Regions from separate parts of the Homo sapiens genome. Here region 1 is linked to region 2. A link is a contact called in ENCODE Hi-C or POLR2A ChIA-PET data. All regions are on one chromosome and are shown on one strand. The core of a region is the stretch at or near the end of the contact, and the rest is flanking DNA. Distances in the headings are between cores, read along the strand shown.

The links. Hi-C counts contacts between places; a loop is a spot of excess contacts on that map. ChIA-PET counts read pairs that join two places held with the same protein, here RNA polymerase II (POLR2A). Pooled maps may share reads with other maps.
Region 1: a loop to region 2 is called in a map of ovary, with 4 times the contacts of the local background. The contact joins the enhancer-like site here to the promoter of SCOC-AS1 in region 2. A Hi-C loop is called at or near these places in 9 of 168 maps with a recorded cell type or tissue (B cell, CD4-positive, alpha-beta memory T cell, endothelial cell of hepatic sinusoid and 6 more) and 21 of 50 pooled maps. POLR2A ChIA-PET finds 5 or more read pairs at or near these places in 2 of 52 experiments (HepG2 and naive thymus-derived CD4-positive, alpha-beta T cell).

What each region holds. Positions count from the first base shown.
Region 1 is chr4:139,731,899-139,737,950 of GRCh38, reverse strand. All of the region lies in intron 2 of MAML3 (mastermind like transcriptional coactivator 3), which reads left to right. It also overlaps a transcript of MGST2 not described here. Among named protein-coding and RNA genes, the nearest start is that of MGST2, 69 kb to the right of the region's middle. RefSeq lists a silencer at 2,864-2,983. Within about 2 kb of position 3,635, at least 28 of the 41 ENCODE cell types and tissues checked have a DNase peak (open chromatin) inside an H3K27ac peak, as active enhancers do; they include B cell, gastrocnemius medialis and ovary, where a contact is called at or near this core.
Region 2 is chr4:140,370,476-140,376,794 of GRCh38, reverse strand. It overlaps SCOC-AS1 (SCOC antisense RNA 1), which reads left to right and starts at 3,403. Exons shown (of 5, transcript NR_033939.1): 1 at 3,403-3,532. It overlaps SCOC (short coiled-coil protein), which reads right to left and starts at 3,149. Exons shown (of 4, transcript NM_001153484.2): 1 at 3,078-3,149. RefSeq lists a silencer at 2,860-3,059 and enhancers at 3,220-3,269, 2,965-3,466.

The DNA.
Region 1 (6,052 bases), core at 2,386-4,885, 640 kb after region 2:
TTGATGAACTCTGCCTCAAACTCAATCATCTTGGGGACACAACCATCACACATCACAAAACAAACCTTTTAATCCAATCTTCTTCAATAATCTGCTGAGACAGAGGATATTAGATGGGGTGGGCCCTTTTGGAGCTCTGCTATGAATTTATTGTAAACACCTCTCCAAACCCACAGTAAAAATTTTTCTGGAAAAAGAAAGTTTGTAAAAGAAAACCAAATCACTGCCTTGACACCTGATCAACTTCAAAGGGAATTGTAAGGTTTTATTTTATTTTGTTTCTTCCTTCCACTTATGGTTGAATGATCTAATCTTATGCCCTTTCTTTAAATGTCAAAGTTGATACCACAGAGGCATCCCAATTTTGGGTACCAGACAACATATTAAAAAAAATGATGCATATTTTGGTGCTCTTTCAGTTGCATCCTTTGATCCCAAGGGTTTCTACCTTTTTATTCTATGCCCATTCCTCTCCCCACCCCCTTCCCATTTCTTTTTATTCCAACATCCTCCTGGGTGGTCCGCTCAATTTAGACCAGATGCATGTTATGGTCAGTGGAAAAGTCAGAATCCCAGAGACGCCACCACCAGACAAGTTCCTTAACCTCTCAGAAATTTGGGCTTAAAAAAAAAAAATCAACAAAATGAGTTAAACATACAGGTGAAAGCCCCTAGTAGAGTGTTTTGCAATGAGTAGGTGCCCCATAAGTGTTACATTCTTCATATTTGAAGAACTCTTTCAATCAGAGGGAACTTTCCTCAAATCATAGCTTTCCATAGTTCACCTTATTACACGAGGGACTTGTAAGTCTAGGGATGTCTGATGCTCCCCTTAGCAAGGGCATTATAGGGGACTCGCCCTTCCTCAGTCATGGATGCTCCTCAGCCTCCACAGCACAGTTGCAACTGGAGTAGTCCGTCCTGGAAGAATTGGCTCCTTTCAGCCATGGGCTCCTTTCAGAATTCTTGGGTTTGCATTGCAAACATCACTGGCCTGAGCAACCCTCTGAAAATTTTGAAAATTTTGTTCCAAAGCAGGAAATTTTGCAATAGAAACTAAGCAACTCAGCACCCTGACTTGCTTTTGAAAGTGCAGCTTTGCAATCTAATCAGGGCACAGGATTATTTGCCCCAATGATTCTCTATGGGACATCGTAACCACCTGGAGAGCTTGTTAAAACACCCCCAAAAGTTCTAATTCAGGAGGCCTAGAGGGGAGCCTGGGAATTTGCATTTCTAACAAGCTCCCAGGTGGGGACTAATGCATTTGATCCTGGAACCACACTTTGAGAACCCCTAATTTTTAGTTACTCATTTTTCCCAAATTGCCCATACTGGGAATGGGGAGGTTTTAGAGTATTCTTAGCTATTTCCTTTCTATGACACTTCATTAACTATGTCACCTCCAAAATTTCCATTGTCAAGGAGTCTTATGAGTATGGTTTTCATTTCAGGGGGTGGGGACTGAGAGAGGTCAGATGGCTTGCCTGAACCTCTGGGAGTCACAGCCAGGCGCCTCTGTCTAGCCATCGTGGGTGTTCGATTCATCCTGTGCTGCTCAATAACATAAAACTGCTGCGCTCTTTGGCCAAGCAATTGTCATGTTAGCTTTCACCTCTGATACATACTTTCGCCTTCTCAAACTTACTAATAAAACTTTCAATAGTATCTTTGCAGGAGAAAGCCTCTGGATTCTGGTGAGAGGTTGGATGTAGCTATCTTTTGATATATACAATTTCGTCGAAATCCCAGTTGGGCTAAAGATTCCTTCCTTTAAAAAAAATTTTTTTTTACTTGACCCAATTCAGAGTGAGTGAGTGAGTGAGTGTGTGTGTATGTGTGTGTGTGTCTGAAAAGCACAGGTTTTCTGGGGCATCCTTTTTGTTTATGCATTGATTTATTTTTACTCTTTCCTGCCACGAACAATCCTCATCTCTGTCCTCGTGTCCTTCCCAGCCACTAACACACACGATGTGGCGGGGCCTGGGAAATGCGCCCGCTGGAGCACACCGCAGCCTCGCGGGCTCCCGAGCGGCGCGCGCGGGCCGAGGACCTCCAGGGCCCCTCGCGGGTCTCCCGAGCGCCGCCGCACCGCCCCTGCCCGCGCCCGGGACCGCCTCGTGGGCTTCTTTGTTAGGGCCGCCTGCGCCGAGAGGCAGTCTAGGTCCTGCCGGGGACGCACGGGCCCCACTCCTGACTTCCTAGCCGGAGTCCCCTGAGGACTTGTAAGCATATAGGCTGGAGTCGAGAGGCTAAATTAGGCCCCAGGGGACTTTTTCAATAAAACCCTAAATTTCATTTAGGTTGTTCGTAGGCCAAGCGATTGCAAGGACTCTGAGCCGAAGCAGCGGTGCCGGGCCGACCCGAGGCTCGCTCCTTATCGCCCCCTCCCCGGGCCGGCTTTGTGCAGCTGGGGTCCTGGAACCCGGTCCCTCCCGGGCTGTCGGCCCTGGGGTCTGGTGTCCGCCACCCTCCCCCCCCGGAGGTCGCCACTGCCCCCCTACCCCACTCCCAGCCCTTCCGTTTCCCTCCACGTCCCCTTCCCGCGCCCTCCCCCACTTGAATTCTTCCTCCCCTCCGGCTGGAAGAAAAGTCGGTAATGAGAAACCAGTTCAGTGTCAGTCGGAGGAGGGGGGCAGATAACCCCAGAGATACACGGCAATGGAGAGAGAACTCATTTTGTGCAAAGAGGGCCTCGAGTCACCAGGGAATTCCTGGATTGTCTCAGGCTGTCGTGTGTGATGTCCATCACGCCGTGCGAACACCATCTGCTCGGTATTGTGCTCTCAGTTGCCAGGCTACCTGCTGTACGCAGTAACACTTGACTGCCTGGCTCCACGTTCGCAGCGCTCGCCCAGACGCGCGGGGCGGGGGCCGCGGAGGGGCGGGCGGGAGCCCTGATTAAGCCATCTGCGAGGGGAGGGGGCGCGGGCGCAGCGGCGGCCGGGCACGAGGCCGGGCTGACACCACCATCTGCTGGGGCGCGGGAAGAACGGCAGCTGCTCTGCGTTGCCCCGGCGAGGGACGCCTGGAAAAGGCTGAAGCCCTGGGCGTCCTCAAGCCCGTTATCCACGGGGTCCCCGTCACCCCAGCCTGCTCGCCGCCGGCCGTCTTTTGTGATTCCCTGCTCTTTGGTTCGCCGCCAGCAAGGCTGGCCCCTCTCACCCAAACACTATGCATGTTCTTGAAAACACTTCAGAAAAATAAAGCTTCCCTACGCACAGATTTATAAATAAACAGCTGGCTGTTCTTGGGAGATATTTTTACCACAACTGTTTTTTGAAGTCGAAAACTGCCTGTTTGGGGGAGGTAAGGGTGCTTTTGACACCTCCTACCTCACTCTAGCCTTTAGAAAATTGCTAAGATCTTTTCCCTGGAGGGGAAGATATGTAAAATAGGTTCGTTGGTTTTGATTTCTTTCTCCTCCCTTTATTTTACTGAAGAGTCAGAGGGTTGGGCGAGTAGTGAAGATCTATGTAGCCACAGTTGGATTTTTGAGGGGAAGAAACTGTATTAAGATTCTTGGGAGAAGCAAGGGAGGTCGTTGGGCAAGGAGTGGATTGGAGAACAAGCCAGTAATTACAACTAAAAATACTGCATCATTTGGCTTCAAGGCATTACATCTCGCATGACGAAAGCTCAGCCTGGTTTTCTCTAATTGCACAACACAGTGTGTGTCCTTCTTAGAAACAAGAGCAGTGGCTTGAAATCCTGAAATTTGACAGACTATTTCTCATTAAGCCCTCTGAGACTGGAGGTTAAAAGAAGCCATGTATTATGTTAGTGGCCTCGGCCAGCTTAATGTGTAAGTCAAGTCACTGAGTACATTTTCACACTTTGGAATACACCTCAGAGTCGGGGGCTGTAGGTGTCTCTCATCCACTGTTGAATGCCGCAGAGCTTTGTTGCGAACTAAAGATGTTTCGTATGGAAGGCAGTCCTTTAAGAATGCACATAGTGGCTGGGAGCAGTGGCTCATGCTTGTAATCCCAACATTTTGGGAGGCCAAGGCAGGAGGATTGTTTGAGGCCAGGAGTTCAAGACCAGCTTGGGCAACACAGATGGGCAACAACCCATCTATACAAAGAATTTAAAAATTAGCAGGGCATGGTGGCTTAAACCTGTAGTCCCCCACCTACCCAGGAGGCTGAGGCAGGAAGATTGCTTGAGCCCAGGAGTTGGAGGTTGCAGTGAGCTATGATCATACCACTGCACCCCAGCCTGGGCAACGGAGTGAAACCCTGTCTCTAAAAAATAATCATAAAATAATACATACAGCCCTTCCTGCCTGTAGGTCTTCAGTGAGAAGCCTGAAGGCAAAACCTCTGGGAGGGAATTATTTGGGGAAATACATAATCCTATCCCTTTGGGAGGGTTTTTTTTTTTTTTTTTTCACACTGTGCTTTTGAAGTATTTCTTCTTGGCCCAGGAAGACACGGGCAAAAAGTGGTTTGATGTATCGTCGTCACCCCATTTGCCTCTCTCTTTCTTTTCCCAGTGGAGAGGAGGCTGGGAAAGCAACACTTCTTCACTCCTTACCACTTCCCCAGCTGTGCGGGCTGGTCACACAGGACAAGCATATCTCAAAGTGCACAAAGATAAACAGGGCCATCCCAGACCAACCCTCTCAAAAAATCAAGCTGAAGAAAACTTTATCTTCCCTTGGGCCTCATTTTCTTTCCAACTCTCTCCTCCTTATCAAAACTGGAAAGTATCAAATATACTGAGACAGAAAAAACAAACTACATATCTGCATTTTTGCTGATTGGCTGTTTATATGTCAGTGTGAATTCATTTGTTAAAGTGTAAAGCCAATCAGCCATTTGTCCCTAAAGGTGCCAAGAAACAGCTTTATTTCACTGGAAGGAAGGGCTTGGAAAACAGGTAGCAAATATTTGGGGGAAAAGGGAAGACCCTGAAATATCTAGGCCCCTGCAAGGGTTAGTCCTGAAGTAAACTTTTTGGTAGCACAAAGGTTCCTGGCATTTTTTAGTGTAAGATCTTTTTATTAACATCAAAAATATTTCCTAGCTGTCTTTGTGTATTTATAGAGAAAATACACAAAGGCAAAACATTTTATTAATTTCAGCTACAGCATTTACACATAAAAAATAGAACGCAGTACACTTATGAGAGACACAGTATATAGGTCTACAGGCTGTTCTTAGGTGCACACTTAACACCATGAAGACACTGCCTGGGAGAGGCCTGAGCTAGTAGGAATACTGAATTGAGAATCAAAATCAGCGTTCTGCTTACTCATGTAACCAAATACCACCTGTACCCCGATAACTTATGGAAATTTTTTTTTTAATTTTAAGTTACATTTTTTAAAAAAGTAAAGACAAGCTATCTGTTACAAAAAAAAAAAAAATAGCGTTCTAGTTCTGCTAGTTCTGTGTCTTCCATTCATTGATTGTGTGACCTAAGCTACTGCACGAACAAACCAGAGCTTCTTGGGTGATTGTTTCTAGGGTAAGAGGAGTAGCGTTTTGGTTTGGTTTGGCTTTTGTTTGCTTTGCTGTTTTGTTTTGTTTGGAGGGAAGAAGAGCAACTGAAGATGCAGTTGAAGTCAGTCATAGTGGAGAGGGAAGCCTGCATGGTTCTACAGCACACCACAGAAGGAAGGGAGGAACACAAGCCCAAGCCATAGGGAATCAAATCCAGGACGGTCTCTCTAGGAGAGACAGAGAGAAACTTCACCTATTTGCTTTGAGAAAAAACTGCCAATATGTTTAACGGTATCTGCATTGGAAAGGCAATAAAGTAAAAAGAAGAAAAATGTTAAAATCCAATTTGGATTTAAAAATTTTTAAATGACAGAGTTATTCACATTTGCTTCTTGCTATTTAGGTCTCATAATAGTGCTTCACAAAATGACTGTGAATGTCCTTATATGTGTGCCCATTTAATCTGTGTCAACTCCTCCATTTCACATTAATTACTTGAAACTTCAGTGAGGTAGAAGGAATTTCTGCAGAATGTTCAGAACATACTTGCCACTGCTAGGTAGTCTTGGTAGAAAAAATAGGAAAGGAAGTGTCTAGAAATT
Region 2 (6,319 bases), core at 2,154-4,653:
AGTATTCCAAACTCACCAATATAAGAGGTAAAGAAAAAGAAGCCAGTTTCTGAAATTCTGACCACATATAATTCAAACAATAGAAAACCTATGCATGGTTTAGCAACAGTGTGACTTCATCTGAAAAAGTGAAAGAAAATAAAAAGCAGAAAAACAGGGTGGAGAGGGCTTATTAAAGGAAAAATTACTCTTACACTCAAGATTAGGGTAGAGGCAGGAGCACAAAAGTAGTGCCACAAGAACAGTGCTATAAGGGTATACAACGCGAGAGAGCACAATTCACACCACAGTCTACGTAAGATTGCATCCCAAGTGTTGCACAGTGAAAAAACCGCCCACTGTATCTGGCAGCCCTACGCATAAGGGCATTACTCTTTAGTACAGTGGACCACAGCATTACCTGCTGCCTTTCCACGACAAAAGAACAAGAAGCAATTGTATTTTATTGTGATGTGATCAAATAGACCCATCTCAAAATGCTACTATTGTATTAATATATATTCAAAGTCTTTCAGTAGATTTAGGGCAATAAACTGATTTGTTTGACATATGGGATCAAAAGACTTGCTGAGTTCTTTATGTCAAAGTATTTTAGCCATGGATTTTTTCTTTTAAAATAGTATTGATCCCCAAACTGCCCAAAGTCTACATTAACACAGTACTACATCATAACAGATACTTAATACTGAGCTTTTCAAATTTTTCAACTATAAAATCCTTTTTTACCTATAGTTGCTATAACATCAATCTAATTCCATGTCAAATATGCTCTTAAGAGTTCACTTTCAACTCCTTCTGCTCCTATATATAAACGCAAATCTGATGAAAAACGAGAAAATTAAGACCAAGTCTGCTCAAGCGTGGGAACACTGAAATGAATTTGGGGCGCTGAGGCTGCTCTGCCTATCCTAAACCACCTTACCCCAGAAATGGACATGGTTCGCTGAGATTCTTCAGCTCTGATGTATGGCTAGGTCAGACCTTTCAAAGGTTTCTCAAAAAACACAGTAAATTCGGGTATCTAGCCTTGGTTAGTGGAAGGGAATCTAGAATTACTTTTTTGATTATTTAAGTCCAGGAGGCAGAACGCATAGAGAGAATACAAACCAGGAAATGTGGCAAACATTGGGACAAGATTCATTTAATTAAATAATTTTTGCCATGCACACACACCTGTGACCAAAGACGATCATCTTACCAAATATGCCCCTATCTTATTTTACAGTTATCTCTAATAGTGTACAATATCCACAATATCACTCTCCTCAAGAGGCAGCCTGGCACAATGATTAACAATATGGATTCAGATTACCTGGATTCAAATCCTAGCTCTGCAATTTATAAGCTCTGGAACCCTGGGCAAGGTTAACACCTCGGCCTTAAGTTTCCTCATTTGTAAAATGTGGATAATAACCGTACGTATCTCATGGGTTTGTTGTGAGAATGAGTGGATAGATACAATGTGTTGGCAACAGTACCTAGTACATAGTAGGTATTCAATAAATGTCTGCTATCGTCTTCTCTACCTTTTAGCTCTAATTTGGGCAACAGAAAGAATTTAAAGAAAACCATCTGGTCCAGCTGCTTCATTTTACAAAATCAAGGCCAAAGATGACAATGGCTTACTGAAGACCACAGAAGTAGTTAGCAACAGGGCCAAGACTACAACAAATGCCCAGTGTTTTTTCCACCATTCCACCACAACTATTGTCACATCTGAGCCTGCAGATTTTGAGACTTTTTCCTAATACCCGTCCATCTTCAGCCACTCAACTTTTCTGCATCTAAAATTGATTTCACCATCTGTCATACTGGAGAACTACTAAGACTGCTAAAATAATGTCTTCGTGCATTAATGTGCTAAATGCTTTGCATATGTTATTTCATCAAATCAACAGAAGGAAACTGCAATTTACAGATATGGACACTAAATTTCAGAAAGTCTATATATCTTTCAGAAAAGCTGTTTCAGAGGTTTCACAGCCAATGTCTCTACCAAGAATTTGAACCCAGGTCTAACTTCACAGTCCATGCTTTTTCCATTATGCAATGGAAAAAACTTTAATATGGCCCTAATCTTAAGTTTGCCAAACATTTTGCTACCACTGATGTCAAACTCCTCTGGAATCTTTACTAAGCAACTGAAAATAAACTCCATTCCCTTCAAGCTACGGAACTTCAATATAATGTCTGTTCAGATCTGTTCAAGTTCTGCTTTGACTTGTCCTGGTTAAATAAATCCAGTTTCAAATTCCACAAGATCAAGGAACTGTTTGGCCAAATGAGGATTTAAATGGAAGCTATACTCTCAGAGAATGGCTAGCTACACTGATTTTAATCAGGAATAGAGGTACCAGAATACATGGGCACAGCTTTGGGTCCTCGGGCATAGAAAACGTGTTGGCAACCTGGAATGGCATCTGTCCTTATTGTTGCGTAATAGTGTGAGGTTGACACACTGTATAACAGAAGCCCTGCCTTTCAGGAATGTATCCTCTTTCTCCTTTCCAAACCTTTCTTCCCAAAACTTGTTCAGCAGGACTCTGGGGGAGAAGACGATCAGGAAACAAACCCAGGTGCCGCTTTCGCCGCCTGGAAAAATGGTCCAATCCTTATTTTACGGCTCTCTAGGCTCCCTCCCCACCTCAGCCTCCCCTCCCATCTCTCAGGCTCTCGCAGAGCAGCCACGGGAAGGTCCAGGCGTGCCAGGTCCCATTCCACCCAAACGCCCCTCCCGCAGTCCAATTCCAGAGCCGAGAGCTGCAAAGCGGCTCCCGACCCAGGAGCTGCGGGGAGAAAGCTACACGATGTCTGCGTCAGGGACCGCGAGAGGTCCCTCTCCCAAAGAACGCCTGGGCCTGACAACGAAAACAGGAGAAAAAGAGGTCGCGCAAGGGTTCTGCCGGGAGCCAGGCCTCCGCCGCCCACCAAATGCCCAGGCCCGAGACCGCTCCTCCCGGGCCCCCGGTGCGCAGGGCCGCGTCCAGCCCGCCCCGCCCTCCAGGCCCTCGGAGGTACTGAGGATGCAGCTCTAGTCGCCTGGGGCCAGGCCCTCCGCTGCCCGGGACGGCCCTCACCTTCCGCTTGAGGCGCCGGGAGAAGGAGGGATCCGGCCGACACCTCAGGCCGGGACACTTGGACCAACTGACCCCGGCAGCTCCGCCCACTCCGCCCACAGAACGTGCGCCGTGAGAAGAATCCCATCCCGTCCCAGCCGCTCGCCCGCCAATCCTGACTCGAGAATACACGCCTGCGCATTAGCTGCCCGCCTCACCCCAGTCGTCCAATCTCAAAGCACCGGGATCCACCTTTGCCATAACAAAAGGACACTGACATCCAATCAGGATTGAGGTCGCTGTGGGCGGGACCTGGAACAGCGACAGCCAATGACAGTAAAGAAGCGAAGCTAAGCGGCGCTGGTGAAGCGGCTCATCAGGTCTATCAGGAAACCTGAGAATTGGAGTGAGAATCCCAGTGTGGAAAATCAGGAAAGAGGCTGGTATGAGCGACAGAGAAGTCATTCAGGAAAGAGGTTGGTATGAGCGACAGAGAAGTCATTCAAGTTCGAGAAAAGAGCGTTTGCGAACCAAGCAGAGAAAGTCAACGCGACACCGTCGTTCCTTAATTCTAAAAGCAGACTTTTTCATATTTTTCTTATTTCCGAAATCGGAAAGCTTATAGTTGAGCTAGTGGAATGTTCCTCTCCTCACGCCCCTCCTCCGAAACTATTATTAAATCTGTAGTGCGTGGCCATTTAATATTTTAGAATTGAGAAAATACCCTAGTGGTACTGAGGCATAGCACTTGTGCTTACCTTACCCCTGTGGAGCCTCACAGCAACCCACAGAAAGGAACTGAAGCCTGAGCGTGAACACATTTCTTGCTCAAGGTCACATATACGGTATCAAGAGTGGAGTGTTCTTCGTGACACCGTTCATCGTAATCTAGTACTTGACACAAAGCGGCATCCTGCTTTAATATTCGTTGAGTACAAGGTAGACATCCACAGCAATACATTATTATTTTGGCTTTGGCACAGCCTCCTAAGCTGTAGAGACAAGCCTTATGTCTCCCTGTTTCTTGACTTTTTACTTCTGGCACAGTTTGCTGACACATCGCCTTAATCATTTTAAGAGCTATATAAAAATATCTTCTATTCAGTGTTTTGAGAACTATGCATTTGGCTGCGACTGCAATATTCAGTTTGAGGAAATTTACTAGAATGCAATGTAGGAGCTAAATAAATGAAAAAAAATCCAACATAAATCTAATAGGAGTGCCAAAAAAGAGAGACTAGAGAGAATGGATGCAGGCAGTATTCAAAGAGTAATAACTAAGAATTTTCCAAGATTGTGGAATATTTGAATTTTCAGATTCAAGAAGTACTTATTCTTGAGCAGGATTAATATAAGAATTCTATGCAACGGTGAAATTGCAGGACACCAAAGATCAAGAGAAACTATTAAAAGCAACCTTTTGTTTTTGCTAGAACAGTATTTTTAAATATTTTTAATTGTAGTGAAATATACATAGAATAAAATTTACCATCTTAACCATTTTTAACTTCAGTAGTATAAGATACATTCCACATTGTTCTCCAACCAATCTCCAGAACCAATCTCTCTTTTCATCTTGCCAAACTAAAACTGTATACCTATTAAAGAGCAACTCTCCATTTCCTATTCCCCTCATCCTCTGGCAGTAATCATCTTACTTTGTGTTTATCAGTTTGACTACTCTAGGTACCTCACCTAAGTGGAATAATACAGAATTTGCCCTTTTATGACTGGCTTATTTCATTTAGCATAATGCCTCAGAGTTCATCCATGTTATAGCATATTGCAGAACTTCCTTTTTAAGGCTGAATAGTTCTATATATCATTTATTATGTGTATTATGCCACATTTTGTTTATTCATCTATCAGTGGACGCTTAGGTTGCTTCCTCCTTTTGGCTATTGTGAATAATACTGCTATGGACATGGGTGTGCAAATGTCTCTTTGAGACCCTCTTTTCAGTTCTTTTGGATATACACCCAGAAGTGTGTGTTAATTTGTGCTGAATCATATGGTAATTCTATTTTAAAGCAACTTTTAAAAAAGTGGTATTGACACAAGAATAGACAAAAAGAAAATTAGGAAAAAAAGGGTACCTGGAAGTTGGTATACAATAAAGATGTCTGGTGAGGAATAACTGTTTCTAAGGTTGTGGGGAAAAAACTATTATTCATTACTGTTGGGAGTGTAAATTAGTATAGTAACTGTTCGTGGGATATAGAAAACACAAGTTATGGTGGTTCTAGTTAAATTGGCTATTTATATAAAAATAAGAAATTCAATCCTGATACCACGACAGAAATAAAACTAAATTCCAAATGAAATAATGATCCAAAATGTGACAAACAAAACTCTAAACTTTTAGAAGAAAAGCGTATGTCTGTATATCGCCGTAGGGAAGAAACAGCACGATTCATTAAGGAAAGATGTAAAATATTGATTATTTTAAAATTTGGAAGTTTTACAAACAGAAGAGAAGCCATCTCTAATCAAGTTAAAAAACAAGCCACAGGTTGGCAGAATATAGTAAAACTCTCAAAATATAAAGAATTCAGGCCAGGCGCGGTGGCTCACGGCTGTAATCCCAGCACTTTGGGAGGTCGAGGCGGGTGGATCACGAGGTCAGGAGATTGAGACCATCCTGGCTAACACGGTGAAACCCCGTCTCTACTAAAAATACAAAAAATTAGCTGGGCGTGGTGGCGGGCGCCTGTAGTCCCAGCTACTCGGGAGGCTGAGGCAGGAGAGTGGCATGAACCCAGGAGGCAGAGCTTGCAGTGACATGGTGCCACTGCACTCCAGCCTGGGCGACAGGGTGAGACTCCGTCTCAAAAAAAAAAAAAAGAATTCAGACAAATCAGTAAGAAAAAGACAACTCAAGATAAATATATGCAAATAACGTAAGTAGGCCACTTACAGAAGAGGAAAACTGAACGGCCAGAAAGGTTTTTAAAAAATGTTTACCTTCACTAATAATTAGGTAAAATAACATTAAAACAATTAGATAAAGGGGCATATTCATCAAGAAGACACAAAATCCTAACCACAGTGCTACAAAATAGAAATGAATCAAAAATTAATTGAATTCAAACAGTTCATTACTCCCTGCTCTGCAATTTGTAAAACAACTATACAGATAATTTAAGTATACAGAACTCAGGTCCCAAACTTTTCAGTATATTAGAATCACCTGGGAATCTTTTAATTATTCTAGTGAACAGACCACACCTCAGAATAAATTACAGTCTTAAGGAGTGAGATAC